Linked DNA regions of Homo sapiens: region 2 is linked to region 1. A link is a loop called in an ENCODE intact Hi-C map of the cell type or tissue named here. Cell type or tissue: heart left ventricle. All regions are shown on one strand.

The links. A loop is a pair of places that touch in the nucleus more often than their neighbours do. Peaks named below come from ENCODE experiments on the same cell type or tissue, not always from the same donor. Only the 100,000 strongest peaks of a DNase experiment are listed, where the experiment ranks them.
Region 2: it touches region 1 in a loop (5-fold over the local background); 10 of 110 quality-filtered maps call a loop at or near these places.

The regions. Positions count from the first base shown.
Region 1 is chr17:64,311,102-64,319,101 of GRCh38, reverse strand. No RefSeq gene overlaps it. Among named protein-coding and RNA genes, the nearest start is that of TEX2, 52 kb to the right of the region's middle. In heart left ventricle, no CTCF peak of the experiment used is centred here; DNase peaks (open chromatin) are centred at 3,701 and 4,009; H3K27ac peaks cover 2,145 bases.
Region 2 is chr17:64,645,476-64,653,475 of GRCh38, reverse strand. The region is part of intron 1 of SMURF2 (SMAD specific E3 ubiquitin protein ligase 2); the gene reads left to right. Among named protein-coding and RNA genes, the nearest start is that of SMURF2, 13 kb to the left of the region's middle. In heart left ventricle, CTCF peaks have their summits at 3,965 and 4,171 (motif pointing right); no DNase peak of the experiment used is centred here.

The DNA.
Region 1 (8,000 bases):
GTAGTGGTGCATGCCTGTAATCTCAGCTACTCGGGAGGCTGAGGCAGGAGAATTGCTTGAACCTGGGAGGCAGAGGTTGTGGTGAGCCAAGATCGAGCCATTGCACTCCAGCCTGGGCAACAAGAGCGAAACTCTGTCTCAAAAAAAAAAAAGAGTAGGTGCAAAAGGTTATGAGGGTGTGCAGTTTTCTATGGGAGAGAATCCATAGCTTTTATCCATGTCTTTGTTTGTTTTGAGATAAAGAGTCTTGCTCTGTCACGCAGGCTGGAGTGCACTGGTGTGAACATGGCTCACTGCAGCCTTGACCTCCCGGGCTCAAGCAATCCTCCTGTCTCAGCTTCCCAAAGCTGGGACCACAGGTGCCCACGACCACACCCAGCTAATTTTTAATTTTTTTGTAGAGATGAGGGTGTTACTATGTTGCCCAGGCTGGTCACAAACTCCTGGGCTCAAGTGATAGAACTCCTGCCTCAGCCTCCCAAATTCTGGTATTATAGGTGTGAGCCACTACGCCTGGCCTTTTATCAGTTTCTTGAAGGGAGATAGGGTCCAAAAAAGGGTTAGGAACTTCTAAATAATTAAAAACTCACATATGCTTCATATTATTTGATGTCAGTTAAAACCCCAAAATAGTGATCAATACATTTCTTACCAAAGGATCTACTTTAAAGACAGTTTTACATTCAATATCCCCAGCAAGACTCGGCTTACCTTCAGAAAATTGCTCAGAATAAGGAAACAAATGGTGATTTCAACATTTGAAGGGGGTAGCCCTCATCTCTCAAAAGTAATAAGCTATTAGAATGTTTTGGAATACCAGACCAGGTGCAGTGACTCATGCCTGTAATCCCAGCACTTAGGGAGGCAGAGGCAGAAGGATTGCTTGAGCCCAGGAGTTTAAGTCCTGCCTGGGCAATATAGCAAGACCCCATTCTCCACAAAAAAGAAAAAAAAAAAGACAAAAAAGAGAATATTTTGGAATATCAAAGAACCAGCAGTAAATCTATTGAAAAACTTCAGAGTCCAAAGTATTTCTAAAGCCCAAATTGTCCCTTCATATATATTTCATAATTCAATAGGAAAAGAATTCTTTCTTCAGAATGAACTTTGGCAATAGAAAAGAAACCTTATTTCCACATTCAGAAAGGATGACAATGCTGGAAAGCAAATTAACTTTTTTTAACTTTTTTGCTTGTTTAGTTTTTGAGTCTCGCTCTTGTTGCCCAGGTTGGAGTGCAGTGGCACCATCTTGGCTCACTGCAACCTCCGCCTCCCAGGTTCAAGCAATTCTCCTGCCTCAGCCTCCCAAGTAGCTAGGATTACAGGCATGTGCCACCACACCCGGCTAATTTTGTATTTTTTTAGTGGAGATGGGGTTTCACCATATTGGTCAGGCTGGTCAAACTCCTAACCTCAAGTGATCCACCCACCCTGGCCTCCCAAAGTGCTGGGATTACAGGCATGAGCCACCACGCCTGGCCGCAAATACAATTCTTAAAGAAAAATAAAAGCTAAATTGGAATAGGGGATTGGCCACCAGTCGATTACATGACCTTGGATGTGTCACACATCCTAGGGCTCCTCTCCTGCAAAGGAAAATGTATTCATCATTTCCCAGGGATGCCATAATAAATTACCACAAACCAGCTGGCTAAAAACAGCAGAAATCTATTCTTGCACAGTTCTGGACACCTGAAGTCCAAAATCAAGGTGTCAGCAATGCCATGCTCCTCCAAAGGCTCTAGGAAAGACCCCTTCTCTGCCTCTCCTGGCCTCTGATGGTTCCTGGCAATTCTTGAGATTTTCTGGGTTGCAGCTGCACTGCTCCAGTCACTGCCTCTGTCATCACAGGGCATTCTTTCACATGCGTGTCTGTGCCTTCACATGGCCTTCTGAGAAGGACACTAGAGCTGGGTGTGGTGGCTCATGCCTGTAATCCTAGCACTTTGGGAGGCTGAGGCGAGTGGATCACCTGCGGTCAGGAGTTCAAGACCAGTCTGGCCAACATGGTGAAATCCCATCTCTACTAAAAATACAAAAAATTAGCCAGGCCTGGTGGCACACACCTGTAATCCCAGCTACTCAGGAGGCTGAGGCAGGAGAATGGCGTGAATCCGGGAGGCGGAGGTTGCAGTGAGCCAAGATTGCACCACTGCACTCCAGCCTCGGGGATAGAGCGAGACTCTGTCTCCAAAAAAAAAAAGGACACTAGTTATCGGATTTAGCGCCCACCCGAATCCAATACAACCCCATCTTCACTAACATTATCTACAAAGACCCTGTCTCCAAATAAACTCACATTCTGAAGTTCCAAGCAGATATGATTTTGGGGTGACACTATTCAACCCAGTACAGAAAAGACTGGACTAGACGAGCTCAGGTCCTTGTAGCTCTGACTTCCCAGGTTTCTAAGATGCTCATGTAAATCGGAAGGCAGAAAGATGGTGATTTTCCTTCAGATAACATCATCTTCTCAGCATCATCTTTTGAGCCTTCTCAGGCCAGTGTTCTCTCACTGTGCTCTGTTCTCTTGTGCTTTGTGTCTCGGCATCTCTGAAATATTATTGTTTTCTTTTCTATTTTATTTATTTATTATATGGAAATGAGGTCTCACTATGTTACCCAGGCTGGTATCAAGCTCCTGAGCTCAAGCAATCCTACTGCCTCGGCCTCCCAACGTGCTGGGATTACAGGCATGAGCCACCATGCCCGGCCTTTTTTAAAATTTTTTTTGAGACAGAGTCTTGCTCTGTCTCCCAGGCTGGAGGGCAGTGGCGCAATCTCGGCTCACTGCAACCTCTGCCTCCCAGGTTCAAGTGATTCTCGTGCCTCAGCCTCCCGAGTAGCTGGGATTACAGGCGTGTGCCACCACGCGCAGCTAATTTTTGTGTTTTTAGTAGAGATGGGGTTTCACCATATTGGCCAGGCTGGTCTCGAACTCCTGACCTCAGGTGATCCTCTCGCCTCAGCCTCACAAAGTGCTGGGACTACAGGTGTGAGCCACCGCGCCCGGCCTGTTGTTTTCTTTCTCTGGCCTTCTTCAGAGTTCTCCCTCACTCTCCTCTCTCATTCTTTCTCTGCTTCCTCCTTTCCCTTCCTTTTTCTCCTCTAGTTCAGTTTTTCTCTTTGTCTCCCTCCCATTAATTGGCCAGAATACATAACTAAAGTTTATAAACTTCTCTTTTAAAATTTAGTTGTATTTATTTTAGAGACGAAGTCTTACTTTGTTGCCCAGGCTGGAGTGCAGTAGCTGTTCATATGTGTGATCATAGCACACTACAGCCTCAAACTCCTGGGCTCAAACAATCGTCTTGAGTAGCTGGGACTACAAGCGCATGTCAAAGCACCTGGCCTGAAGTTTATATGTTTCTTGCATATCTTGAAGAATTTTATATTCCCAGGGTTGTTCTTGGTTTTGTTTGTTTTTTGGTTTTTTTGTTTTGTTTTGTTCTTTGTTTGTTTGTTTGTTTTTGAAAGCCAATGCCTGGAATATTTTTTACTTTTCTCTCTTTTTAGGGAAAAAAGCCTCCAAAAGCCTTCAAAGTTGTTTTCTATGTATATTTGACCCTCGGTGGATTATTTTTCCAAGGATTTATTGGACTCATTAGGAAAAAGTCCCCAGTTGCTGCCTTACTTCCTCCCAATCCTAGGATATGCTCATTTTCCTGGAACCTCTTGGCACAGGAGGGTCTGGCATGGTGCCGGGTGCTGTTCCATCAGTTTCTGGTACACCAACACACCCTCCTCAGGGACTGGATTGTTTGGGCCAGAATTTGCAGCATGAGGAAATCTCCCAGTCTCCTCCCAAGACTTCTACAGAGTCTGGGACTGGATTCTAGGAAAGGAAAAAGAGTGGATTTCAGTGCCTTTCAACGACAGACCCTAAAGCGGAACCTAACACCGTCTCTAGAAGCCCATCACACCGCCAGCCGTTGATTAAAAGTGTGTATCCCTGGGCCAAGACGAGCTCAGTTTGCAGATGGTGTCTCTGGCAGGGTTAGTTTAAGATGAAAAAGATAGCAAATTTTAAAAGTTCTTTTCGGCTGGGCACGGCGCCTCACGCCTATAATCCAGCACTTTGGGAGGCTAAGGCGGGCAGATCATTTGAAGTCAGGAGTTCGAGACCAGCCTGACCAACATAGTGAAACCCTGTCTTTACTAAAAATAAAAAATAAAATAAATAAAAAAAATTAGCTGGGGTGTGGTTGCGCACGCCTGTAATCTCAGCTACTTGGGGGGGCTGAGGCAGGAGAATCGGTTGAACCCAGGAGGTGAAGGTTGCAGTGAGTTAAGATGGCACCACTGCATTCCAGCCTGGGCAACAGAGTGAGACTCTGTCTCAAAAAAATAAAAATAAAAAACAGACTGGGCACGGTGGCTCATGCCTGTAATTCTAGCACTTTGAGAGGCCAAGGCAGGCAGATCACAAGGTCAGGAGTTTGAGACCAGCCTGACCAACATGGTAAAACCCTGTCTCTACTAAAAATACAAAAATTAGCCAGGCATGGTGGTGTGCACCTGTAATCCCAGCTACTCTGGAGGCTGAGGCAGGAGAATTGCTTCAACCCAGGAGGAAGAGGTTGCAGTGAGCCCAGATCGCACCACTGCACTCCAGCCTGGGCAACAGAGCGAGACTCCGTCTCAAAAAAATAAAAAATAAAAATAAAAATAAAAAAATAAAAAGTTCTTTTCATCAGGAAGCTCTTGACTACAGTCATTTCAATAGACCCTTGGCATTTGCAGATTAAACACTTGAGGTTTTGATTATTTAGAGAATGACCACAATGATTTAGATTTGAGGCAGGCTGTCCTTCCATTGGGCCCCTGTGGCAGGGCCATTTGCAGAATTAATTTGCTGTTAATCTCCCTGGGATCCTTCCTGTCCCTGCTGCCACACAGACCTCTAGAAATCCCAGTTTGTGTGTGCTTCTCACCCCAGGAGAGGTTGTAGAGCAGGAATGGGCAGAGGTGGAGCAGCAGATAATAAAGTGTCCCCAAAACTAGAAAGAGAAAGCTGCAGGGATCCACTCTCTGCCTCCAGGTGATGGAGAGTCTGTCAGGGAAATGGCTGATGCCTGGGGCACCCAGGAAGGCTAGACTACAGGCCCTGGGTACCCAGATAGGCTGGACCCCAGGCCCTGGGTCTTACAGCCTTGGCAGAGATCCCATGCACCTCATGTGGCCGGGAGCCAGTGGACCACCTGCCTTCTGTGGACCTTGGAAGCCTGGACTTCAAGGAGCTTGAACAGTGACCATAACCAGAGTCCCTTCCCCTTCCTCTGTTTTCTAGGAACCACAGGAGCCTTCCAGATTCTTGTGCCACCCTAGAGGGAAGGAGGGATTTTCCAATTGAGGCAAACATTAACTTTCCCAATAGTCTGGCAGAATGGGAGCTCAGAGGCAGATTCTCTTTCATTTAATGACAGTGACATAATGTGATGTTTGTCGCAAAACCAAGTTTGGAGTTGATAAGTCATGCCCTCTATATAAAACTTTTAATCATATTCTTTGAGGCTGGCAAGCAGGAATGGATAGCATAGCTGGTGAGTGAGCCTAACCAGCCACTCAGTAGCCTCATCTTATTGAGTATATTTGCAAGAATTTTTTTTTTTTTTTTGACAGAGTCTCGCTCTGTCGCCCAGGCTGGAGTGCAGCAGTGCAATCTCAGCTCACTGCAACCTCTGCCTCTCAGGTTCAAGCGATTCTCCTGCCTCAGGCTCCCGAATAGCTGGGATTACAGGCATGCACCACCATACCCAGCTAATTTTTGTATTTTTAGTAGAGACAGGGTTTCACCATGTTGGCCAGGCTGGTCTCAAACTCCTGACCTTGTGATCCGCCTGCTTCGGCCTCTCAGAGTGCTGGGATTACGGACATGAGCCACCACGCCCGGCCTGTTTGCAAGAAATTCTTAAGTGCCTATTAAGGGTCTAGATCCTGTGCTATGTACAGGGGATACATCAGAGAACCAGACAGACATGGTCCCTGGAGCTTGCAAGGCTTTGCTCAGAGAAGTCAGGTTTTCCGGTCATGCCTGTCAAGGGGAAAGTTGCTAGATTGTGAGATGTTTGTAGGAGGCTTCCCTTTCTAGTGTTACAGGTCTACTCAGGAAGCGGATCCAACATCTAGAAGACCCTGTAGTCATTGCAAAAGATCCTCAAGGGCATGAGGGCGTATTCTTTACCAATTTACAGTGCTAAAAGGACACTTTTGTCCTTTTGCGAGGGTCTTTGCAATAGTTTTTGTTTGTTTGTTTGTTTGTTTTTTAAGATGGAGTCTCACTCTGTCACCCAGGCTGGAGTGCAGTGGCACAATCTTGGCTCACTGCAACCTCCACCCCCCGGGTTCAAGTGATTCTCCTGCCTCAGCCTCCTGAGTAGCTGGGATTATAGGCGCCCACCACCACACCCAGCTAATTTTTGTATTTTTAGTAGAGATGGGGTTTTACCATGTTAGCCAGGCTGGTCTTGAACTCCTGACCTCGTGATCCACCCGCCTCGGCCTCCCAAAGTGCTGGGATTATAGGCGTGAACCACCGCACCTGGCCTCACATCACCATCTTAAGGTTATGTGACTGTGAGGACCTTAGTCCCCGAGTATACACAGGTAGACATGTGCATAAACACACATGTCCATGCAGTCAGACACATGCACACACGCATGTGCACAGTGCACTGGAGAACAAGGATGCCCCCATCCTGCCCTCACAGCGATCTTGTGCCAAGACTAACACAGGTGCTTCTCTCTGTTTTGTGGAGATGTTGGCATATGGGCTGTGATAGCTGAATCAAAAAGTGAAAATTAAGACAGCATGACTCCACATAGTTGAACACGCCGCCTTTGCTTATCAGAGTTTATTCAACAAACAGCAAGCGTCTGGTTTATGCTAAGCTCTGCAATTCCATGGCTGTGTGGAAGATGCCAGGCAAGCAGATACCCCAAAGAACTGATACAGACTAAAAGTTCTTCTGCAAAGCCTACCATAAGCCTACCCAGGCCTCAAAGATGGCAGCCCTTCCCACAGTGCTTTGCACACAGCAGGATCATGGCAGCCCCAGTCCAGTCTCTTTTTTCAAGATGGAACCAACTGATCCATGTGGTTGAAACAGACTAATCCAGGCCATTCAGGCAAAAGCCTGGGATTTGACTGGGGCAGAACCCAGCCTGGGATTACAGGTATGCACCACCATGCCCAGCTAATTTTTGTATTTTTAGTAGAGACAGGATTTCACCATGTTGGCCAGGCTGGTCTCGAACTCCTGACCTCAAGTGATCCGCCTGCTTCAGCCTCCCAAAGTGCTGAGATCACAGACATGAGCCACTGCACCTGGCCTGTTTGCAAGAAATTCTTAAGTGCCTATGAAGGGTCTAGATCCTAGGCTAAATACAGGGGATACATCACAGAACCAGACAGACATGGTCCCTGGGGCGTGCGAGGCTTTGCCCAGAGAAATCAGGTTTTCTAGTCATGCCTGTCAAGGGGGAAGTTTCTCAGTTGGTAGCTGAGGCCACTTGATATGTTGCAGAGTCAAGCCCCTGGGCCCTCTCACAGCCAAGGGTTGTCAAAGTGGCAGAACCAATGCCAGGTGGAGAAAAATATTTCATGTGTGTGCCACATATGTGACAGACAGAGGCAGAACTTGGCAAGGTGAGGTGGGGTGGAGGGGTTGGTGGGGAGTGACAGTTGAAGATGACCACGGTGACCTCTACTTGTAACAAGTGTACCAGACAGAAAAACATGCCCTAGAAAATCTTTAAATTGAAATAATAATAATAATAAAAGACAAGGGGTCTAAAAGAAAAATTGTATTGACATTTATTAAAATATATTAGTTAATATTCATAGGATGTTCTGAGGCTCTGTAAAAGAACTAGGTTTTTGAAAAGGCTTCAGCAGAAGTCAGTAATTGTCCCTGCTCTGCAGTGGAGGACAACTTCCTAGTGGCCAGAAAAGGTGAATTTGCTGGATGTGCAGTCAGAGTTTAATGATAAACTCTGGC
Region 2 (8,000 bases), 330 kb before region 1:
AAATTTTTTTTTTTTCAAAGTTGTACCATTTTGCATTTCTACCAGCATTGTATGAGTTTCAGTAGTTCCTCATCCTAGTCAGCACTTGATACTGTCTTTGATTTTAGCCATTCTAATTGGTAGGTACAGATATTTCATGGTACTTTAATTTTTACTTCCTTAATAACCTACAGTTTTAAGCACATTTTAATGGACTTATTTATTGTCCATATAATCTTTGGTGAATATCCAAATCTTTTGTTCATGTTTTAAAATTGGATTGTTTTCTTATTGAGTTTTGAGAATTCTTTATGTATTCTGGATATAAGCCTTTTATGAGATATATACTTTGCAAATATTTTCTCCCGGACTGTAGCTCCCCCACCGCCCCCCAAAAGATGTCCCAAAGAGAAGAAGTTTTGAATGCTGATGAAACCTGTTTATCAGTGTTTTTCTTTTGTGGTTCATGTTTTTTGAGTCCTAAGTCTTTTTCTAACCCAGAGTTCTAAAGATTTTCTCTGTGTTTTCTTCTGCATTATTTATAATTTTAACTCATACATTTAAACTTATTTTCAAGTTAATTTTTTAATATGCTGTGAGAAGTAAGTGTCATGATTTTTTTTTCATATGGATATTCTATTTTTGTAGCCCTATTTGTTGAAAATACTTTTGTTTCCTCCATTGAATTGTCTTGGCACCTTGGTAGAAAATCAGTTGACAGGCCAGGTGCGGTTGCTCATGCCTATTCTTTGGGAGGCCGAGGCAGGAGGCTCACATGAGGTCAGGAGTTCTAGACCAGCCTGGCCAACATGGCAAAACCCCGTCTCTACTAAAAATAAAAAATTAGCCAGGTGTGTGGCAGGTGCCTGTCATCCCAGCTACTCGGGAGGCTGAGGCAAGAGAATCACTTGAACCCAGGAGGTGGAGGTTGCAGTGAGCTGAGATTGTGCCACTGCACTCCAGCCTGGGCGACAGAGCGAGATTCTGTCTCAAAACAAACAAACAAACAAATCAGTTGACAGTATACATAGAATTCTATTTCTGGACTCTCCTGTGTTTTCTTTATGATTCTACCCTTTAAGTTTATTTGTTTTAACACTATGCTGTCTTGATTACTATAGCTTTAAAATAAAGCAGCTTTCAAACAAATTGAGTCTTTGATTTAGGATCTTGTAGTGCTTTGGAGCGGCTGTTTAATTTGTTCAGCCAATAAGTATTTATCATTTTTGATCTGTGACAGATATTATTTTTATTACGTGGTGCCATAAATGCAGATATAAGAAATTAGGAAAAGCCTAGATTGGGCCCTGTAGTTTTCCTTTCAGAATTTCTATTATGAACCTTACATTTTAAAATTATTAGTCTTTTTCATCTCTTACTGATGTGATGAAAGAGGATTGCAACAACCATGACTTAACGTAAGTGTCTGTTTACCAGCTATCAGTCATGTTTTTGGAAAAAGGTGGGATATAAAGAATAAACATATCTAAAATGTGACCATAGAAAAGAAAGGAGGTGATTGGTGTGTTAAGTGTGGGTTGGATTATGAGTATTTATCGTTTTTGCTTGTATTATTATTTTTGTGACAGGGTCTCTGTCACCCAGGCTGCAGTGCAGTGGCACAATCAGAGCTCACTGCGATCTTGAACTGGGCTCAAGTGATCCTCCCGCCTCAGCCTTCTGAATAGCTGGGTTACAAACATCCATCACCGTGCCCAGCTAATTTTTTTATTTTTTGTAGACATGGGGCCTCACTGTGTTACCCAGGCTGGTCTTGAACTCCTGGCCTCAAGTGATCCCCTGCCTTGGCTTTCCAAAGTGCTGGGATTACAGGTCTGAGCCATTGCTGCGCCTGGCCTGTTTTTGCTTGCATTATTTTATGTGTATATTTTTTCTTTTCTTTTCTTCTCTTTTTTTTTTTTTCTGAGGTAGGGTCTTGCTCTGTCGCCCAGGCTGGAATGCAGTGGCACGATCTTGGCTCACTGCAACCTCCACCTCCTGGGTTCAAGCAGTTCTTCTGCCTTGGCCTCTGGAGTAGCTGGGACTACAGGCGCGCGCCACCATGCCCGTGTAATTTTTATATTTTTAGTAGAGACAGGGTTTCACCATGTTGCCAGGCTGGTCTTGAACTCCTGACATCAAATGATCCACCCGCCTCAGCCTCCCAAAGTGTGGGATTACAGGCGTGAGCCACCGCGCCCAGCTTTATGTGTATATTTTTTCTCCAAGGCAAAAGAAAGGAAGAAACTTAATTTTATTAAAATGTAAGCATATATATATACACAAAAATATATATATTTCTGAGACAGCCTTGCTATGTCGCCCAGGCTGGAGTGCAATGGCGCGATCTCAGCTCACTGCAACCTCCGCCTCCTGGGTTCAAGTGATTCTCCTGCTTCACCCTCCCAAGTAGCTGGGATTACAGGCACCCGCCACCATGTATTTTTAGTAGAGACAGGGTTTTGCTGTGTTGGCCAGGCTGTTCTTGAATTCCTGACCTCAGGTGATCAGCCTACCTCGGCCTCCCAAAGTGCTGGGATTACAGACGTGAGCCGCCGCGCCCAGCCAGCAGATTTTTTTTTTTTTAACCACCGTGCATTCCTAGGCACTGTCACAAAGCAGAAATCCATAATGTAGATCTCATTTTCTATGTAAGATATACTTGGTAATTTTGTTTTTTTGAGACACAGTCTCACTGTATTGCCCAGGCACGATCTCCACTCACTGCAACCTCAGCCTCTCAGGTTCAAGCAATTCTCCTGCCTCAGCCTCCCCAGTAGCTGGGATTACAGGTGCCTGCCACTACACCCAGCTAATTTTGTATTTTTAGTAGGCATGAGGTTTCACCATGTTGGTCAGGCTGGTCACGAACTCCTGACCTCAAGTGATCCGCCCACCTCGGCCTCCCAAAGTGCTGGGATTACAGGCATGAGCCACTGTGCCTGGTCATTTTATGAGAGGTAGTCAGAATGTTGTGGAGAGTATAGAATTGGAGGCAGAAAATGTGAGTTCGTATCCTAGTTATGCCATGTATAAGCTTTGTGCATCTAAGCAAATCACTTATTTTCTCTGTGCTTGTGCCTTTAGTTATAAATGCATGCTTAAAATGACAGCGTTAAAACCAGGTGTGAAAATACCAAAAAAAAAAACAAAAAACAAAAAACCCGTGTGATGGTGTGTGCCTGTAATCCCTGCTGTCTAGGAGGCTGAGACTGGAGGATTGCTTGAGCTCAGGAGTTCGAGACCAGCCTGGGCAACATAGTGAGACATGGTCTCAAAAAAAAAAAAAAAAGGCAAGTCTTATTTATTTTAGCAATATGATGGAATAATGTACATGAAAGATACTGTTCAAGGTGTAAAGTTTTTTGTAAACGTACTTTGTCATTTTTGACCACGGATTTTGTTTTAAAGAAATTGGTGAAAACCGATTATATTTTATAAGAGCAGGTACGACATTAATAATGATTAATATATATTTATTTAAATGATACATGTCTTTTAAAGTAAGCATTTTGGATTGAAATCCTAGCTAGGCAAGAAAAAAAAGGCATAAATGTCTTGTATCAGCATATCATGAAGTATTCATATAATGAAATATAATTAGGTATTTATGTTTCAATATTTTAATCAAATATTTTCAATATTTTATTTTTGAGATGGTGTCTCGCTCTGTCACTCAGGCTGGTGTGCAGTGGTGCAATCTCAGCTCACTGCAACTTCTGCCTCCCTGGCTTAAGCAGTTCTCCCACCTCAGCCTTCCCAGTAGCTGGGACTACAGGCACGCACCACCATGCCTGGCTAATTTTTTGTATTTTTAGTAGAGACAGGGTTTCACCATGTTGGCCAGGTTGTTTCTCAAACTCCTTATCTTAAGTGATACGCCCGTTGCAGCCTCCCAAAGTGCTGGGATTACAGGCATGAGCCACTGCACCCGGCCTCAATATTTTAAATATTTAAAAATATATTTTTATAAACCATTTTTATCTTAATATGGCAGCCATTTAACCGATTAACTATACTTCTCTGTTCCTTCCATCCCCCAATGTTTGGTAAGAAGTAGAAGATGGCTCAGGATTTTGGAGTTGGATTGTAGATTGGGGAGCTGTTTGGATGAACTCTTTATGACTTGATAAATTCCTCTGTAGCATGCTGGCGCTTTCAAAAGTAGCCTGTAGCGTCACCTCTTGCCAGTAGATGGGGGTATTTCTGCACTGATAGATGTCAGGGTATGTAAAAACCTGTAAAACTGAAACCCAAAGTCTAAATGAGTGTGCTTGGAATAAATGGTGTTGAAGAGTTAGAAACTGAAAATTTGACTCCAATGTGTAATGAAAAATCATACTTTAGTGTGAGCTTTCTTATGTAAACTCTTTAAATGCTACATGTTGTAGGAGTAGATAGTAGAGTTGCAAACATTAGTAATTCTGTTTTTATTTTTGTGATTTTTGTGTCATCAGGCTTTACATGTAACTTTCTTCCTCCAGTGAAGAAGAAAACACTGATTGGTTGGTAAGATTATTCAGAATTGTATGAATCTAATACCATAAATAAGGTTGATAGAGATTTTTTACAGTTGAACTTGGGGAATTTTGTAGAGAAAGAAGGATGGAAAAAAAACTATAAGGAAAAGTAAAACGGCATTTGATAGATTCAAAATACCATCTCTAACATAGTGCTGCATATGTAGTACTTCAATAAATTGTGTGTGTGTGTGTGTTTTGTTTTTTGTTTTTGTTTTTGTTTGAAACAGGGTCTCACTCTGTCGCTCAGGCTTATGGCTCACTATAGCCTTGACCACCTGGGCTCAAGTAATCCTCCTGCCTCTGCCTCCTGAGTAGCTGAGACTATAGGTATGTGGCACCATGCTGGTGTAATTTTTAAATTTTTTGTAGAAATGGAGTCTCATTATGTTGCCCAGGCTGGTCTCAAACTCCTGGCTTCAAACAGTCCTCCAGTCTTGACCTCCCAGAATGCTGGAGTTACATGTGTGAGCCATTTGTGAATTAAAGAATGATGAAATTGAAAACAGGCTTTCGTGATCTCAGGGACCTCAGTTGAAACAAATAAGATCTCTCTTTGTGATGTCATTATTGAATTAACTAACATTTATACCTTAGTAATTTCAACATCATTAAGTTATAAAGATATAGGACTGAAGTGTTCATTTGTTAATATTTGACTTGATGGATAGAACTGTTTTACCACACTGCAAATTTTGCTGCTTAACAAAATGAAGATCACTAACATTCACTGGAATAAAATCTGTTGCTGGATTATCATCTAAGAAAAGTCACATGTAAGTAGTCTGTCAATGTTAGGAAGATAATTTAACATTTTTTTTTAGAGTTCTATGGTTTTAAGATATTCTCATTTATTGTCTCATTTAATTACTATTGAGATCCTGTTTTTTTTTTTTTTTTTTTTTTTTTTTTTTTTTTAAGAGATAGGGTCTCACTGTGTTGCCCAGGCTGGAGTGCAGTGGCATGATCGTAGCTCACTTACAGCCTGGAACTCCTAGGCTCAAGCAGTCTTCCTGCTTCAGCCTCCTGAGTAGCTAGGACAATAGTTGCTCACCACTGTGCCTGGCTAATTAAGAAAAAAAGTTTTTAAGGACTGGGTCTCACTGTTGCCCAGGATGGTCTTGAACTCTGGGTTTCAAGCAGTCCTCTCACCTCAGCCTCCCTGGTAGCTGGAATTACAGACATGAGCCACTGTGTCTACCAAGGTGTCTTTGTAGGTAATCTGAACCAGTGAAAGTGAAATGAGCACCTTTTATCTGACGAAATTTGTTCCCTAAATCTTTTTTTTTTTTTTTTTAGACAGAGTCTTACTCTGTCACCCGGGCTGAAGTGCAATGGCATGATCTCGGCTCACCGCAACCTCCCCCTCCTGGGTTCAAGCGATTTGCCTTCATCAGCCTCCGGAGTAACTGGGATTACAGGTGCCTGCCACCACCATGCTTGGCTAATTGTTGTATTTTTAGTAGAGACAGGGTTTCACCATGTTGGCCAGGCTGGTCTCAAGCTCCTGACCTCAGGTCCGCCCGCTTCAGCCTCCCAGAGTGCTGGGATTACGGGTGTGAACCACCGTACCCGGCCTCTATTCCAGTTCTTTAGAAATGAGGATAGATGTACCAAAAGTTCATTGTGATAAAATTTGAAGCTTCATATATTTTAGTTTTCTCTTTCCCAGTTTCTTCTGATTTTTTTTTCTTTTTTTTTCAGTTTCTTCTGATTTCCAGCTTAGTTAACCCCTAATTGTATTTTTTCTAGCAAGGAAGAAGACTAAGAATAATGATGAAATATGCTCATATTTACATATTCATTCAGTAAACATTTGCTGGGAGTCTTACATGCACCTAACACTGAGATGTAGGCTCTAGGATTTTAAGAAGAGGTTAAGACCTTTATCTTGCTTTCAGGGAACTTGCAGGTAACCAAACAGATAAGACTTGATGGATGAAATAACCACAGTCAGTGCTAGAGTTAATGGTGTATGCAGTAAGGGTGAAATAAAATAATGAAAGCCCATAGGTATTTCTAAGGGGGCTTTCTAGATTCTACGATTGATCTTTCATATTTTCTACCTTCCACTTTACAAAGAAAGGCACATTAGCCAGACATCCCAAATAGTACATTGTGGTGAGAGGCCTTCCACACCACCAGAGAGACAAATCAGAATGTTGGTGAGAAGGCAGTGATATCAATGACTGGGTAGCATCTTTTCATAAGTCAGGCATATTTCTCTCTGTAGTTTTCAACAAAATTGAAGGACTTGATCAAGTTTTAGCTGGTCATTAAAAATAATTTTTATAGGGCCAGGAGTGGTGGCTCATGCCTGTAATCCCAGCACTTTGGGAGGCTGAAGGGATGGATCGCTTGAGCTCATGAATTCGAGACCAGCCTGGGCAACATGGTGAAACTCCATCTCTACAAAAACTACAAAAATTAGCCTGGTGTGTGGTGCATACCTCTAGTCCCAACTACTTGGGAGGCTGAGGTGGGAGGATGGCTCGAGCCCAGCAGGCAGAGGTTGCAGTGAGCCGAGATGGTGCCACTGCACTCCAGCCTGGGCGATAGAGCCAGACCTTGTCTCAATTTAAAAAAAAAAAAAAAGAAAGAAAAAAAAAAAGAAAAATTCCAGTGGCTCATGCCTATAATCCCAGCACTTTGGGAGGCTGAGGCGGGCAGATCACTTGAGGTCAGGAGTTCAATACCAGCCTGGCCAATGTGGTGAAACTCTGTCTCTACCAAAAATACAAAAATTAGTTGGGCATGGTGGTGTGCGCCTATAATCCCAGCTACTCGGGAGGCTGAGACATGAGAATTGCTTGAACCTGGAGATGGAGGTTGCAGTGAGCTGAGATGGCACCACTGCACTCCAGCCTAGGCAACAGAGCGGGACTCCATCTCAAAAAAAAAAAAAATTATAAGAAATAGTGAAGTCAAATGCCATTTCCCAGAAAGTTTTTTAAAATTATAGATCTTGGTAATTTTTTTTGGCATCTAACTCAAAGAATTTAATGGCATTGCTGTAACAAAACTTCTTTCATTACCTACTTATTTATGTGAATAGGTTTTCTTAGCATTTATATGTATAAAATGAAAAATGGGATTAGAATTTATGTTGTACCCTCATTCCAGCAATAAGTAATAGTCATTAATAGACACATGAAGTAATTGAAAGTAAGAAAACCCCATCCATCTCATTAAGAGATGCATGTCCACCTGGGTGTGGTGGCATATGTCTGTAATCCCAGCTACTCATAAGGCTGAGGCAGGAGGGTTGTTAAGCCTAGGCGTTTGAGACCAGCCTGGCAACATAGCGATACCCTGTCTTGAATTTAAAAACAAACAAAAAGGAGACATGCATGTCCAATTATTCTCTTCCTTGTCTTCCTCCCCACTTTTCTATTTTTCTTAATTATTTTTTTAGGGACAAGTTCTCACTGTGTTGCCCAGGCTGATGTGTACTAGTGTTCACAGGTGTGAACATAACACACTGCAGCCTTAAACTCATGG